Regions from separate parts of the Mus musculus genome. Here region 2 is linked to region 1. Evidence: chromatin contacts called from ENCODE Hi-C or POLR2A ChIA-PET data. All regions are on one chromosome and are shown on one strand. Each heading gives the region's core, a stretch centred on a gene start or an enhancer-like site at or near the end of the contact. The rest is flanking DNA. Distances are from core to core; before and after follow the strand shown.

The links. A loop is a pair of places that touch in the nucleus more often than their neighbours do. ChIA-PET counts read pairs that join two places held with the same protein, here RNA polymerase II (POLR2A).
Region 2: a loop to region 1 is called in a map of T-helper 17 cell, with 2.1 times the contacts of the local background. The contact joins the promoter of Wdr38 here to the enhancer-like site in region 1. A Hi-C loop is called at or near these places in 1 of 37 maps with a recorded cell type or tissue (T-helper 17 cell). POLR2A ChIA-PET finds 5 or more read pairs at or near these places in 1 of 5 experiments (Patski).

The regions. Positions count from the first base shown.
Region 1 is chr2:38,818,286-38,826,083 of GRCm38, reverse strand. The region is part of intron 3 of Nr6a1 (nuclear receptor subfamily 6, group A, member 1); the gene reads left to right. It overlaps Nr6a1os (a long non-coding RNA gene), which reads right to left. Exons shown (of 7, transcript XR_866167.2): 1 at 2,515-7,798. Among named protein-coding and RNA genes, the nearest start is that of Nr6a1os, 6.2 kb to the right of the region's middle. Within about 2 kb of position 2,918, at least 2 of the 3 ENCODE cell types and tissues checked have a DNase peak (open chromatin) inside an H3K27ac peak, as active enhancers do.
Region 2 is chr2:38,994,207-39,002,004 of GRCm38, reverse strand. It overlaps Wdr38 (WD repeat domain 38), which reads right to left and starts at 3,696. Exons shown (of 9, transcript NM_029687.3): 1 at 3,529-3,696; 2 at 2,602-2,722; 3 at 1,916-2,032; 4 at 1,730-1,827; 5 at 1,469-1,549; 6 at 1,257-1,388; 7 at 1,024-1,173; 8 at 796-843; 9 at 421-711. The coding sequence starts at 3,612. The coding sequence ends at 631. Rpl35 (ribosomal protein L35) reads left to right here. Exons shown (of 4, transcript NM_025592.3): 4 at 240-424. The coding sequence ends at 389.

The sequences.
Region 1 (7,798 bases), core at 1,669-4,168:
TGGAGAATTATCTACCCTGTTCCTTTTAGAATTCACATTAATATTTTTTTTAAATTTCATGACAGTTACAGGTTATTATAATTTGTTAATCCAGAAAAGAAGATATGATTTTTCTTTTGTTTCCAAAATTAAGTACATGGGACTTTGATTTTAAATTTTTGATTGGCAAATACAACCTAAAACAAAAGTTTTCTGTGTTAGACTAGTTTTAAACTGTGTCTTATAAGAAAACTTTGTTTGAAATTTAATAATAAATCTTATATGTTATCTTGGAGAAAAAAATATTTTCTATAGAGTTTTGGTACATTTAATTTAAGTTTGAATGGTTTTATGAAATAAATTTAAAAGGATACCAACTTTATTATGTTCTACTTATGATAGTAGGCTTTATTTATCAAATGCTCCTCTCCTTTCTATAAGAGCAGACCAAGCAACTGCACACCGTGGATACTTTAGTACTGCTGACTGTTCCAGGGCTTTGAATGAAGTATTCTGTAGTGCGAAAAGAGAGCACACAGGACTCGTGACTTTATGTACTTTAACAATACAGCTTTTATGGCACTGGAGGTGGTTAAAATGCTAGAGTAGCCCTTAACCATGGCATCTCGGATCTCCGTGCTGCCCTTTTCTCTTTCTTTCCTTTTTTTATTCTCTTCAAATCTCAGAGCTGCCAGGAGTGTGTGGAGCCTGTAACTTCCTGTTCTCTGAATTCTGCATCTTTCTGCAGCTCTGAGCTTTGTGTTCCCCAGCCTGCGACTGTGTGCTAACAAATCACTATTGTCCAGTGGGGCGAATGTGGCTGGAACTAAAGAATTGCTGTCTGGTTTCTATTCAAATCCAGGTAGTGAGATACATGAATGGACTTTTCGAATCGTCATGTGAATAACGTCTGCTCGGCATGAGAGCTCAGAGCCACGCTAGGCAAGATTAACTCCTAGGCTGCCCAGTAACACTCTGCGGTAGGAGCTAAACCATTAGAAAGAAGCGTCTGACACATGCTTAATTCTCCATTTCCTAAGTTGGGCTAGGTGTTAAATTATTTAACTGGTTTTTTTAAGTGTTCCTGAACTTTGGGAAACATGCCAGATTAGGTGTGTGTTTTTTTTTTTCCACTTAGAATAATGTTATATTGTCTGAAAAGTTTTTTCTAGCATTTTTTATATTATAAAGTTACTTGATTGCACATAAACAAAAGTAAGAGACAGCTGCTTTTCTCAAGGAACTAGTCCTTTAAACTGCTTTCCACCCCACAAAGGGAAACCATCCCCGCCCTTTTTAAAAAGTACTTTCTTATTACTTCAAATATTTTCCCCAAAGCCCACATCTATACAAAGAAAATCGAGCTTCACATGTAACATAAAAATCAAAGAAAACAAGTTGCCTTCAAATTAGGAACCCACCTAAGTTATACCAGAATTGGTTAATCTTTTTTAATTATAGGTTTAAAATGGTACTATAATTTACAATTCTCATTTATCTATAAACAGTTATTTTAAGTATCTTCAATATACCTGAAAAAGAAAATCTCGATAGGATTGCGTTTACATTTCTCCTCTCTCACAGGTACTATGAAATGGAGAGAGAGCCTTTTATGTTTCTTTTTGTCTTAAACTCAGACAGCTTTGTAAGCAGTAGTGTGTAGATTACAAGAGTTAGACAAAAGCAGGCGAGACTGAGAAGAGTGGAGGGGGGGTTGCTTGGGGCACTTCCTGTCACTCAACACATTCCAGATCACTAAAAAATTTCCACACACTGCATTCCCTCTTGCCCACTCAAGTTCCCAGTATTTTCTGATTCTGTGTGCTGCTGGTGTCTCTTGTGCTCCTTTCTTTCCATGGCTCTGCTAAGACTGCTTCAGGGGACACACATTCCTTTAGATTATACAAAGCATAGCTTGGAAAATGGCTGGCAGTTTCAGAATCTAGTCACGATTGCACGCATGAGCACCTCACACATCCATGCCCCCTTTCCCCCCTCCCACCTCCGCAGCTGGCTGACCTGTCTCACCCGCTGCTGGCCTATCGAACGGCCAGGACTGTCTGGTTTTGGCTCATGCCTTTGTCCATGTCTGGCTTAGTTCCTCTCTGTCTATGCTTGCCTTTACCCCCAACGCCCCAGGCGGCACAAGTGTTTGGCCATGCAAAACTACGGATAGAAAAGGTGGTAAAAACTTCAAACTTTGCTAAATTTTCTAACAGTTTATTCTTTTGTTAATTTCTGCCTTATTTAAATATTGTTTTAAGAAAAACAAATAGAAAATTAATTACCTAAAGGCAAAGAATGCAAAGCAACCTTTGTGTTCCTTATAATAACTGACTTAATAACTCTGCAGCTGCGTTATGGGGAGCGTATAAAGCTTCTGTTCCGAGAACAAAGGAGCACGTGCAGAAATGAGCCGAAAAAATCAGTGACAGCATTTCACTACACAAATTACTGAAAAGGTTTTAGTCAAAGCCTCTCAACAGATGCAATTTTAAAATGGTTTTTAGCTGGAAAAAAAATGAAAGTGCTTACCCGGTAAAAGAACCGAAGTAGTCCTGAACTGTTACGTAAGACTTTCTACAGTTGGATCTTTGTCAAAAGGGGAAGGGGGTGATAGAAGAAAGCAGCAACAACAAAAAAGTTGGAGCTGCTGTGGCTAGAGGACAACTTCTGTGCTTCCAGATAGGATTCTTGCTGTAGAAATGGAACTTCAGCCAGCACAGCATCCTGTCCCAGTAGAAAAATGAGTTTGTCAGTTTAAAAAAAAAAAAAAAAAAAAGATCCTGGAGCCCAGGCTAGACAAGGTATTGAACCGCACCAGGTTTCCTTGCAGCCCTGTCTGCTTAGCTCGCATTGAACTATATATGACCCAGATGATGGACAGAAGCACATTCAGTCATGTGCACACTGGAAGAAAGCGGATTTGCTGGTCCCCGCCAGGGCAGGGGTTTGTCTTCTGATTGGGCTGTGCCCTGATCGGTGAAATGTGAAGCCCTCACCATTCAGAGGCCATAATTCAGGACTGGCAGTTTGAGTGTCTGGCTGCTTCTAGTCACTGAGAGAGACTTTGTAGGTGTTGCTTTTGTTTGATGGCATGACCCACGGAGTAGTTGCTTACACCTTATATACATGTCGGGGGAACTAGTCTTTCTAAAATACAATAATGCAGCTGATGCCACAGTTCTAAGCCAGCCTATTGTTGATAAATTGTGCTGTAACTAAACTAATTGTTTGATTTAGCCAGCTTCCTCTCCAGACCATGGACCTGATTTTGCAGTTTGATAAGGTAATTATAAAAGTGGTGTTTGAAGCAGAAATGGTGTGTTCCTGTAGTAAGTCTAGCATTTGAGAGGCAGAAGTAGGAAAGATTGTGAGTTTTAGGCCAAATTTAGCTACATAGTAGCATAGTATATAGGAAGGAAGGAGGGAAGAGGGAAGTTTTATAGATCTAAATTATACCTAATGAAAAGCGAATAAACAGCAGAGAAGTGAGTTTTTAGATTTTAGAGTGTTTGAACATATGAGGAAGTAGCTTTAAATCTCTTATTATTCCTTTTTGGGATCACCCTTTAGTCATACAGGGGATTTTGGAGATGGGTAGTATAAAAGCATAGACTCCATCAAGCTGTGGCCTAGCCTTTAAACTTGCAACACAGCCTTAGCTGGCAGTCTTTAGATGAATTATCTAAACTAGGGTCCTTCAGGTTCACCAGCTGTTTTTCTGAGCCACTAGGAAACCAGGTTGCCATAAAGGACTGTCAGTTGTGATGTTGTTTAGAAAAAGGCAGTTACTTTATTTAATTAAATTGACTTTTTTTTTTAATTGATGTAATAAAGTTTCATTATGAGGGGCTGGAGAGATAAATGGCTCAAAGGTTAAGAATACAGGTTACTCTTCCGGAAGAACCATCTTCAATTCCCAGCACCTAAGTGGTAGCTTATAACAACCTGTAACTCTAGTTCCAAGGATCTAATGCCCTCTTCTGGCCTTCTCTGGCACCTGACACACAAGTGGCTCACATACATACATACAGGCTAAATAATTTTTAAAATTGCATTATAAAACCTTGGTTCTAAGATAAGAAGTCTATTCCATACGGACCCATTTTTATTTTCTTCAGGAATTCCTATCTCCAAGAATTTAATACAATCTAATAAGTATTAGTATTAAATCAGTATTAGGTATAAATACCTTTTCATTCTGTCCATAATTGTGTGTGTGTGTGTGTGTGTGTGTGTGTGTGTACACGCGCGCGCCCATGACAAATAATGTGGGTTGCCTTCCAGGTATATAATGTTTGTTAAAGGCAAACTACTTTGGAGGGAAGATAAAATTGATTTATGAAGAATTTCTCCAGTATTAAATAATAATGTGCTTAGCTATTTTGAGTCATAACTCAACATATAGTGTTCATTACTTTTTCCAAATTTTGGAAAACAAATACAGAAAATAGCATACAACTTATGGTCCAATAGGTCACTGGCATCTGTTCCATTCGTTTAAAAAATTTTTAATTACTTTCAGATTATGTATATGTTTGTGTACATGCACACGTATATGCAGCTATATGAACATCAATGCAGATGTACACAGAAGCCAAAGGAATTACAGGTGGCTTTGAGCCCTTGATGTGGGTGCTAGGAATCAAACTCAGGCCCTCTGTAAAGGCAGTAAGTAGTAATGAACCATCTCTCCAGCCCCAGGAACAACATTTTAAAAATGTAGATGAAAAATCATGTAATATCACCCAGTATATTTCTTTTCTTTTCTTTTCTTTTCTTTTCTTTTCTTTTCTTTTCTTTTCTTTTCTTTTCTTTTCTTTTCTTTTCTTCCTTTCTTCTTTCCTTTCCTCTCCTTTCCTCTCCTTTCCCTCCCTCCCTCCCTCTCTCTTTCTTTCTTTCTTTCTTTCTTTCTTTCTTTCTTTCTTTCTTTCTTTCTTTCTTTCTTTCTTAATGAAATATGTTAATTGCAGACCATGGAGTTGATTTCACAGCCCACTATTGAAAAGAATACATTTGAGAAAATGAGGCTTTAGAGCTTTAGTGTATTGTCCAGTGTCAATGTCAAATGACCATGCAACTTGACCCAGAAACTAGTTCTGAAGCTTTTATTTGTTCTACCACAGTTAGATGGCTCTTCTAGTGACATTAACCTGTAACAACCTGAGATGAACTTTGACAATTACTACATAGAATGTAAATTTTCAAAAACAAAGTATAATGGAAGGAGTAGAAATTCTCTTCTTCAGCTTTGTTGTGTCAGTGCTTTTCAAAGAATTCTTTGCCACTTGGAATATCTGATAATCTTGGTTAGAATACAATTGATAGTACTTACTAGTTATGAGACAAACTCATAGGTACCCAAAGGACTTACATCTCATTATTTAGCCTTGTCTTGAGCTACTTTTGACTTCTTAAGAATAATAGCAATAAGGCCTGTCTTAAGACCTAGCTTTTGAGAACTTTTGAAATATGTCTTGGAGTTAGTGCTCAAATGTGGGAAAGGATATTTCTAGAACTTAGATTCAGTTTGGGCATTTCCAAACAAATCCTGTTACTGTTTGTTTGTTTGTTTGTTTGTTCGTTCGTTTTCAGGTCTGTCCACATAGCCCTGGCTATCATGGAACTCACCAATGTACTATATGTTAGGCTAGGCTCAAACTCAGAGAATGCCTGCCTTTGCCTCCCAGTGCTGGGGTCAAAGGAATGCATCACTATGCCTGATTGATTTGGTTTTATGTAAAGGAGAATTGGAGCATAAAGCTATAGCAAGTTATAACGGAAAGAGATAATCTATGATTATTGATTGTGAGCCATGTACTGTGGGATGAACCCTTTCCCTGAAATTGAACCCAGGTTCTTAAACAGACAAATGTTGACCTATCCTCCATTTGCTGGGCACATTTAAGCTTTAATTTTCATAGCTATTTGTGAGAGGAAAGGGTATTCTCTTTTTTCTTAAAGATTTATTTATTATTATACATAAATACACTGTAGCTGTCTTCTGACACACCAGAAGCGGGCGTCAGATCTCATTACAGATGGTTGTGAGCTACCATATGGTTGCTGGGATTTGAACTCAGGACCTTTGGAAGAGCAGTCAGTGCTCTTGCCCGCTGAACCATCTTACCAGCCCCGGGTATTCTCATTTTGCAGAGAAAAAAAAAATTAGGATTTAGAGGAATGAGTCCTGAGCAGTCGCATAACCAGGTAGTACTGAGGTTGGGAGAGAAACTCTATACCTTCTTTGAGAGAGAGTGGTTATTTCTAGGTGCTGGGAGCAAGATGCTATGTTGTATAGGAAACCAGTGGGGTGGAAGAAAATGGAGCTGTTTTTGTATTTTACATTGTATTTTTGTATTTGTATTGGAACAGCTTCTTTTTAGCCTGTTTAAGATTCAGGTACTTGGGGCTGTTTTTCACTCTTCATGAATTAGCTTTTGAATAAAAAAAAAAAAAATGAGAATCTGGGGCTGAAGATGTACTTCAGTTGATAGTCGCTTGCCCTAGCATGCATGAAGTCCTGGGTTCAACACCCAACCATTCATAAATTTTGCACAGTGCCATATGCCTGTGTAATCCAGTACTTGAGGTAGAATCTGGGTGATCAGAGAACTTCAGTCATCCTTGACCGCAATAGCCAGGTTAAGGCCATATTTGTTAATCAGCTCAGATTTTCTTGTTCTTTTCTTTTGCTATTACTTGGATATAATCTTTTCATTTGAACTTCAACTAAAGTGACTCTCCAGAGTTTCTGGTCACCTTTCTTTCTGGGTGAGATAGATATAGTTAGGTGCCAATGTCTACTAGGGAGAATATTCAAATCATGTGGAAAGAATTGGGATGGAGGACTGGACCATAAGCTCTTACACTCAGCCAGAAAAATGATTATTTTCTCAGAAGAAGAGATTAGACCAATGCTAATCATTTGATTGCATAACCAAAGCTATAAGGATTTAGGGTAATTTACTTTTAAGAAACAATGTATTTTTAATTTATGTATATGAAAGTTTGTCTGTATGTTTTGTAGCCCATATGTGACTGGTGCCTGAGGAGGCAGAAAAGGACATCAGATTCCCTGCAATCGGAGTTACAAATGGTGGTAAACCATGTGGGTTCTGGAAACTAAACTGAGGTCCTCTGTAAGAACAATAAATGCTTTTAATGGCTGCGCCATCTCTCCAGCCCTTTATCTTTAACTATGTAAGTCTGTGTGTGGGTGTAGGTACCTACAGAGGCCAGGGCCATGAGATCTCCCTACAGCTAGAGTTTGCTAGCAGTTGGGAGCTGCTCAGCATGGGTGCTTAGGAACCAAACTGCAAGAACAGTATGAACTTCTAACCACCAAGTCATTTCTTCAGCCCCAAAGCATTTCTTTTTCTTTCTTTTCTTTTCTTTTTTAAAAGATATTTTTTTTATATACATTTCAAATGCTATCCCGAAAGTTCCCTATACCCTCCCTCTGCCCTGCTCCCCTACCCACCCATTCCCGCTTCTTGGCCCTGGCATTCCCCTGTATTGGGGCATATAAAGTTTTCAACACCAAAGGACCTCTCTTCCCAGTGATGGAGATAAGGTGGCGCACGCCTTTAATCCCAGCACTTGGGAGGCAGAGGCAGACAGATTTCTGAGTTCGAGGCCAGCCTGGTCTACAGAGTGAGTTCCAGGACAGCCAGGACTACACGGAGAAACCCTGTCTTGAAAAACCAAAAAAAAAAAAAAAAAAAAAAGAGAGAGACATAAAACCTGTGTTAGTATTAATATAGATACATGGTATAACTTATTTCCCCCCCTTAATTTCCAGTTAATATAATTC
Region 2 (7,798 bases), core at 2,447-4,946, 180 kb before region 1:
GGTGGGTGGTGCATAGGAAAACTGAAGTTCAGCCCCTCTGGCTCTTGTAGTCTTGAAATTAGGGGGTTGGCTATGCAAATATTAGGCCTGCCAACCTCTGCTAACCTTATTTGACGGCCCCCAGCTGAAAGGCTCTGAATGTCCTACCATTTGCTCAGAGAAGTCCCATGTTCTCATTTGCTTCAGCATCTTCCCAGGAGCCCCTGGTGCTCAGACTCACCCTGTCATTTCTGTCCCAGGGCAAGAAATACAAGCCCCTAGACCTGCGACCCAAGAAGACTAGAGCCATGCGCCGCCGGCTCACCAAGCACGAGGAGAAGCTGAAGACCAAGAAGCAGCAGCGGAAGGAGCGGCTGTATCCTCTGCGCAAGTATGCAGTCAAGGCCTGAGATGACAACGACAATAAAGTGCGAGACTGACTGGCTTTCTGCTTCATGTTTTACATTGGCCGCCTGGGGCTGGTTGGGCGAGGTGGGGGGCCAGGTGACCACTTGCCTACAGCAGATAACAGCCTTGTTATGGAGTAGGATAGGGTAGTCCCTGCTGCAGAGATCTGGTGGCTGCTTTCTTAGTTACCTTAGGCCTGTGCGTAAGCTACATGGGAGAGGTTCTCGACTTTGAGCAGACTTGTCATCTTGTCACAGCAGCCCCTGACACTAAGAGTTTGCCATCTGGGGTGAAAATGCAGGCATGGGCCACATCCAGCATGCCCTGTCAGTGACACAGCGGCAGTCAGGGTTAGTGATTCCTGTTAGTCCTGGACACCCTGTCTTTGTACTGGCCATAGTGTCTTACCTTTAGGGTCTCAAGGCATTTCCCTGTGAGGCAGTCCCAGACTTTGACCTAGAAGTAAAAACAGGCAATAGAGTTGGGAGGTATCAGTGGTCTCAGACCCAGATATGTCTGCGGACAAGGTCACTAGAGATCAGTATCTGGGTCTTGTCCTTGCCTGTGTTATTCATGGGCATTTCTGGTATGGCTGGAACCTCTGGAAAGGTGAGGCGGAGGTTTATCTGGGCTTACCGTACGAGAGTAACCAGCACTGGCTAACTTCAGTTCATCAGGAGAAAAGGCTAGACTATTCACCCAAATGGTATGGCCCTTGAGCTGAAGAGGCAGGTTGTTGGTTGTAGGCTTCCAGACACAGATGGTCTTGTCCCAAGAGCCAGATGCCTAAAGAGACATTCCTGAGCTCAGTGACCCCCAAAGGCAAACGGGCTGGCCTTGGTCTTGGAGCCCCAGTCAGCCTAGCTTACCAAGAGACCAGATGCTGAGTAACACAAACAACTGATGTTGCCAGTGTGGCCCTCCAGATTGTGGTAGGACACAACTGGGGTGGATGCCCGCAAGTCCCATATGTGCACAGTCGAGTCCCAGGAACCAGTGGCCTGTGGGTAGTAAGGAGTATGAAACCGCCCTTGCCACTCAGATGGCCACTGATGCAGGGTGTGGTGGGAGTAAAGCTCACCAGAGAATCCGAGGTTGGAGAGAAGTCACTGCTCTGGATGGAATCACAATGCCCAACCAAGAGGTGCACCCTGCGGCCAGACTGTAGAGAGAGTCTGAGCTGCAGGGGTGGAGGGGCCTGGTTGCTCCCAAACTTCCCAGGCATTGCCCTTCCTGCTGTGGCTTTAGCTGGAACCTGCATCTGATTGGGTGTGGGGAGAGAGTAGGGGAGGCACTAAGAGCAAAGGGTGTATCTGGTCCCCTCTGAACACCTGCATCATACCTGCACTTCCCAGACAATCGCTCTCTTGTCCCAACCACCTGATGCCAGCTGCTTGGAGTCCGGGCTGAAGCTGACAGTTTCCACACTCCTCTGGTGACCTACAGACACCAGCCCAAAGGTGGGAAAGAGGACGGGACAAAGTCCACAAAGGAGCCAAGGTGGCTCCTGCCCAAACTGAATACTTACCTTTCAGCACATGTAGACACTTGGACCTTGCCACATCCCACAGGCGGATGCTGTGGTCACTGGAGGAGCTGGCAATGAGGCGGCCATCGGGAGAGAAACAGCAAGACTTCACTGGGCCTGAGGCAGAGAACACAAGGCACTGTCCTGCCCTCCAGGTCCAGATTTGTTATCTGTAGTTCCAACCACAAGGCCTGGCCTGAGCTGGGTTCAGCTGGATCTGCTTGCCCATCTGGGGGGCATCGACCAATCTAGATCCCTGCTCCCAGAACCATACTCACTGCCCCAGCTAGGGTCTTTGGTGTGAGTCACCCTCTACCACCACTGCTTCCTGGATCTCAATAGGTCAGGTACCCTGCTTGCATGGCAAAGTCCCGTGTCAAGGGTTGAGGTAATAGGACCAAAAGCAGTCTGACAAGTTCACGTGGGTGACCTTGACAAGAGACTGACTGGAATAAGCCTTTCAAACATTTATCCCGCTCTGGGGAAGCTCCTAGAGGTAAAACTACATCGGGAGGGGTGTGTTTTATGAGTAGCTCTGCTGCAAGAGCCCCTGAGTGTTAGGTTTAGTGTCACCCTATCCAGCTGCCTCTGCTGGACTCCTCCAACCCAAAGTCCTATGTCACCACAGGAGGCTCAATGTCAGCACAGAGCCCTAGAGTCTCTCCAGCCATGTGCCTGAGCCTCACCTCTGTGGCCTGCCAGTCTCCATAGCAGTCGCCCACTCTTTGTCCCCCATACATACACACAGCCATCATCTGAGGCTGTGAGCAGGGTCCGGCCGTCAGGAGAGAAGGCAGAGCAGTTGACCTGAAAGTACAGGGCAAAAATAGTCCTATGCCTGTCTGGAGTCATTTGTCCTCTCAGCTCTAACCATCCCTAATCTGTCCAGGAAGCCCGGGTAGGGCCATAAACTCCAGGTCCCACTCCACAGCCATGCAAAAGCAAGTTCTAGGTCAAAAATTGACAAGCTCAAAGTTAACCCTAAGCATTGAATCTAAGCTAGAAATAACGATGCACACCTTTGAGCCCAGCCCCAGGGAAGACTACTGCCTGAAGTTTGAGACCAGCCTAATGCTGCCTCAAAAGACAAAGCAGATCTGTGAGAGCTTGAAATCTTGTTTACGTGAAGAGTTCCTGGGAAAACCCGCTACATTTCTAGACCAGGCTAGCCTTGAACGCAGAAATCCTTCTGCCTCTGCCGACCGAGTGCTGGGATTAAGGGCCTGTGCTACCACCGGCTTTAAAAAAAGAACCATGCAAGCCGAGCATTGGTGGTGCACGCCTTTAATCCAAGCACTTGGGAGGCAGAGGCAGGTGGATTTCTGAGTTCGAGGCCAGTCTGGTCTACAGAGTGAGGTCCAGGACAGACAGGACTAACAGAGAAACCCTGTCATGAAAAACCAAATAAACAAACAAACCATGCATGGGGAAAAACCTGGTGCTTACACCGGAATCCCAGCACTAGGGAGGCAGGGGCAGATGGATCTCTGTTCAAGGCCAGCCACATAGTGAACCCTGTCTCAAAACAAAAAAGAAAAAATAAACCTAGGGTCTATTCTTGAGTTGGGGTCTGACCCCACCAAGCCTGTGTAAGAAGAGCACTGGGGCCTCACCTCCCCGTGGTGTTGACCATAAAACCTCACTCTGCCCACGGCCAATCTTGTTGGGGCTCTGATGTTCATGGGCGCCCACTCCATAACCCGGAGGGCTCCCTCCTAAGCGGGCACCAGTCCCGTCGGAGGGGCCTCCGTTCCTAACAGGGCAGAAGGGAAAGGGAAACTGTGTACAAGAAGTCTCCATGGTAATGGGGCGGGGCGGCGCAGCCGCAGTGGGGGAGCTCTCTGAGCCGCCTCCATGGAAGGTGGTAGTGAGGCGAGCACTTTTAGGTTAAAGTGGAGGTAGAGTAGCAGGAGACACCAGAAAGAGTCTTCCAACCTTGGAACCTGCCTGCTGGCCAGATCCAGAGCTCCTCTGGCTGTCGAGCAAGACTTTGAGCAGAGTAGCCTCTAGAGGGCGCGCTGGCCCCGCGCACCGGGACGCAGTGTACCGCCCCAAGGACTCCTTCCTCTCACAGAGCAGGATTTAGCACAGTCCGTAGTTAAACACGTGAGAGCCTAGCACATGGTAGTACCCACGAGCCGCCCTGGGACTGAGAACATCTTCCTCTACCTCCAGGGTGCAAGGAGCAGGAGTCAGAGTGTGCCTAACGCAGGGCATGAAAAATATGTGTCAAGTCTATGCTAACGTCTGAGGGTCCGGGGCTGGAAGTACAGGAGGGAGGTCCCAGGAGCGCTTAGGATCGTAACGTGGATTTTGACCTGAAACCTGCGAAGACAAACCTTTACAGGTGAGGAAACTGAGGTCCAGAGAAATACAGAGGCCGATAGTGGTGCTGGTCCTGGGTTGGGCCCCTTTGCTCATCAATTACCATGGCCCTCACAGCAGATGTCTGAGGTCCCTTATTTCTGGTACCTCTGAGAAGCAGGCTCTCAGGGGAATGAAGCATGGGTAAGTGACTTAGTTCCTTCATGACAGAACCAAGCCTGCCAGCTCCCCAACCAGACCAAAGTGGGCAGGGATGGATGTGGGAGACCCAATGGTGTTGGGCAGGGCAGCAGAACTTTGGGAGTGTCGAACTCAAGGGTTCCCAGCGTGACTCATGTCCCTTTTCCTGTAGTCCTTCACCAGAATCTTCTCACGGGATCATTCTATTCCTGCTCTATTTTAGGCCCCAGACAGTGAGACGTGTATGGAGACGGCAAAGGCGGCTTTCAGCCGGGCCACTCTCATCCACACTCCCAGAGGGTCCGAGTCACTGCGTTGGCTCCTTGGAGACCTGTCTGTGCTGAGATTAGAAAGCCACCGCCACCCCCTCCCCAGCCATGACACAGCCCTCAGAAACGGAATTCCCTAGCCCCCATCTTCTCTGCTCACACATCGACACCCATGCCACCTGACTGCTCCTTTCTACCTTGGGCATATTCACTGGACTATCTGTCTACAGTGTCCCGCCCATCTCTCCTACTTAGGGTTAGTGTTGCTATGATGAAACACCAAAGACCAAAAGCAAAGTGGGGAAGCAAAGGGTTTATTTGGCTTGTTCTTGCACACTGTGGTCCCATCACTGAAGTCAGAAAAGGAACTCAAGCAGGGCAGGAGCCTGAAGGAAGAAACTGATGCAGAGGCCATGAAGGAGTGCTGCTTACTAACTCGCTCCTCCATGGTCTGCTCAGCCTGCTTTTTATAGAACCCAGGACCACCTTGCCCAAGGATGGCACCACCCACAATGGGCTAGTGTTAATACCAAAGATGGAAGGAGAAAGACCACCGACCCAATCATTATGGTCAAATTAATTAAAACAAGAAATAATTAAAGCAACCTTTTTTTTTCGTGTACATGGCTGCCTCCCCCTAAGTCAGGGGTCTAGACGTCAACATTGGACTTGAGGAAGTCAAGTCTTTTATAGCTCGTGGTAGAGGCTTTCCAAGTGGGAGATTTGGCAGGCAGAGAGGATGGGTTACAGAAGCAGACTGCACATATAAAGAATTAGCCCTAGTGACGTCCTGGAACATAGACATGGTTTCAAGGTGGGCATAACAAGATACTGATAACAGGTACTCATAGCAAGGTGTCCAGACCAGCTGCTCCCAAGTCTCTTCATATGTAAAGTAGGTCCTCTCAGGTTTGCCATTGGCATATTATTTTTAGCTATTTTATTGTGTTCTTCATATCTACCACCCTTTCGATCTTTATTCCACCATAATCCCTTCCAACCTGTTGTGGCTATCCCTGGTTGTCAACTTGACTATATCTGGAATGAACTACAATCCAGAATTGGAAGGCTCACCTGTGATTCTAATCTGGAGACTAGGAGATACAAGTGTCTGACCTGGATCTTGGCATGGAGATCTCGAGGCATAGTGGCTATGAATCCCAGAAGATTAAGACAGGGAGATCTGCTGAGCAGGCATGGTGGCACACGCCTTTAATCCCAGCACTCGGGAGGCAGAGGCAGGCGGATTTCTGAGTTCGAGGCCAGCCTGGTCTACAAAGTGAGTTCCAGGACAGCCAGGGCTATAGAGAAACCCTGTCTTGAAAATAAATAGATAAATAAATAAATAAATAAATAAATAAATAAATAAAAGACAGGGAGATCTTTGAGTTCAAGGTCATCTGGGACAAAGCAAGTCCCAGGTGTGGTGGCACAAACCTTTAATCTGGGCCACACCTTCTGCTGGAGACCTACATAAGGACATTGGAAGAAGGAAAATTCACCTACTTGCCTTGTGGGACTGAGCAACTGCTAGATCCACAGCTGCTGCTGACCATTGTTGGGAGTTGAACGACAGACTCTAAGTCATCAACAAATTCCCTTGCTATGTAGAGACTACCTGTAAGTTCTGTGACTCCAGAGAACCCTACTAATAAACAACCCCAGAACACTAGGTAGGAGAGAAAGGTCTGAGGGGAAAGGAGGCATAGATCTCTTTAGACTACATCCTGTAGATTAGGGGTGTTGGGTTCCTTAGGGCTGGTCCAATCTTCATTGTCAGGATATCTCAAACTTCTTGTCTCCTTGGTCACAACCACTTGACAAACTGCAACAAAAGGAACCAGCAGCAGGGACGGCAGCAACTGCAACAGGTCCTCTCAGGCCTTTCCCATTTATACCCTCTCCAGAATCCCCAGATTGAAACTATCTACAGCTGGCAAAAATCACACCCCTGCTAGTGCTTGAGACAACTCATAATCACCTGCTGTGAAGCAGCCTCTTATCCCACACCTGGAATTAAAACAAAAACATTCACATAATTGGATTTTTAAGAAACAAATTCTCACTAGTTCGAAAGGACACAATGACATGCTGCCTCTCAGAGTTGGTGTCTGGTGTGCAGAACTGCTCAGAGACTTTGGGGAAACCCTCTTCCAGACAGAGATTTCCAAACTTCCATTCCTATTGAATGCACATCTGGGGTCACTAGTGATGTATAGAGGGGCCTGGCAGCCAGGGGATTCATGACCAGGTGTGCAGGCCCTGGATTTGGTCAGGTGTAGTCTCTGGGGACCCTGATGAGATCACAGTATTGGGGATGTCCAAGTGTCTGTAGGACTCAGATTCAAAACCCTGTTCCTGAATACATTCTCTAGCTACCCGGCTGCTCCTGGGGCCCAGAGTGCCTTCCCCACTTCCATCACACCTAGCAAGTCATAGGAAGGTCATGGGAGGTATTTCATACCACCTATCTTCTCAAGAGTCTGTCCCACCATGTCTTTCTTTCAGCCAGTACTGTGGCTTGTCTTATGTCTCTCTGTGTCTCTTGCTCTGTAACTCACCACACAAGCACGTTCAATGTCATAGAAGGTAAGGACATGTCACTCTCCTCTGCAAAAGAGAAGCCTCTAGTCTTTAGGCCCAGGAACTTGTGGTCACTTTCCGATGAGCAAGGCAGCAGGAAAGCTCAGAGCCAGAGTGAGTGCTTGCTCCAGAAGCCAGGGAAGGGCCAGGGCCAAGGCAGGTCCCAAGGTCCCAGTGGGCATCAGCTTCTCCCTCGCTCCTGAGGAGTCAGGCCTGACTATCTGAGCTGTTCCCCAGTCCTTGTATCTAAAATCCTGCACAAGATTTAGACACTGAAAAGACCTGGGGGTTAAGAACACCAGGATGGGCCCAGTGTCCTGTGAGAGAAGAAGCACCTCATGGCAAGCTCTGCAGCCTTAGCCACAGGCCACCAGGCTCAGTGTCAGAAGCAGCGGGCCCACAGAAGTTCAGAGTCTCTTGAGAAACATCCACTCAAGTGAAGCCATAGTTCTTGATTTGGTAACAGACAAGAATTCTAAGACAGGTCAGTATGAAGCAGATCTGCAGTTTATTAAGAGAGACTAAT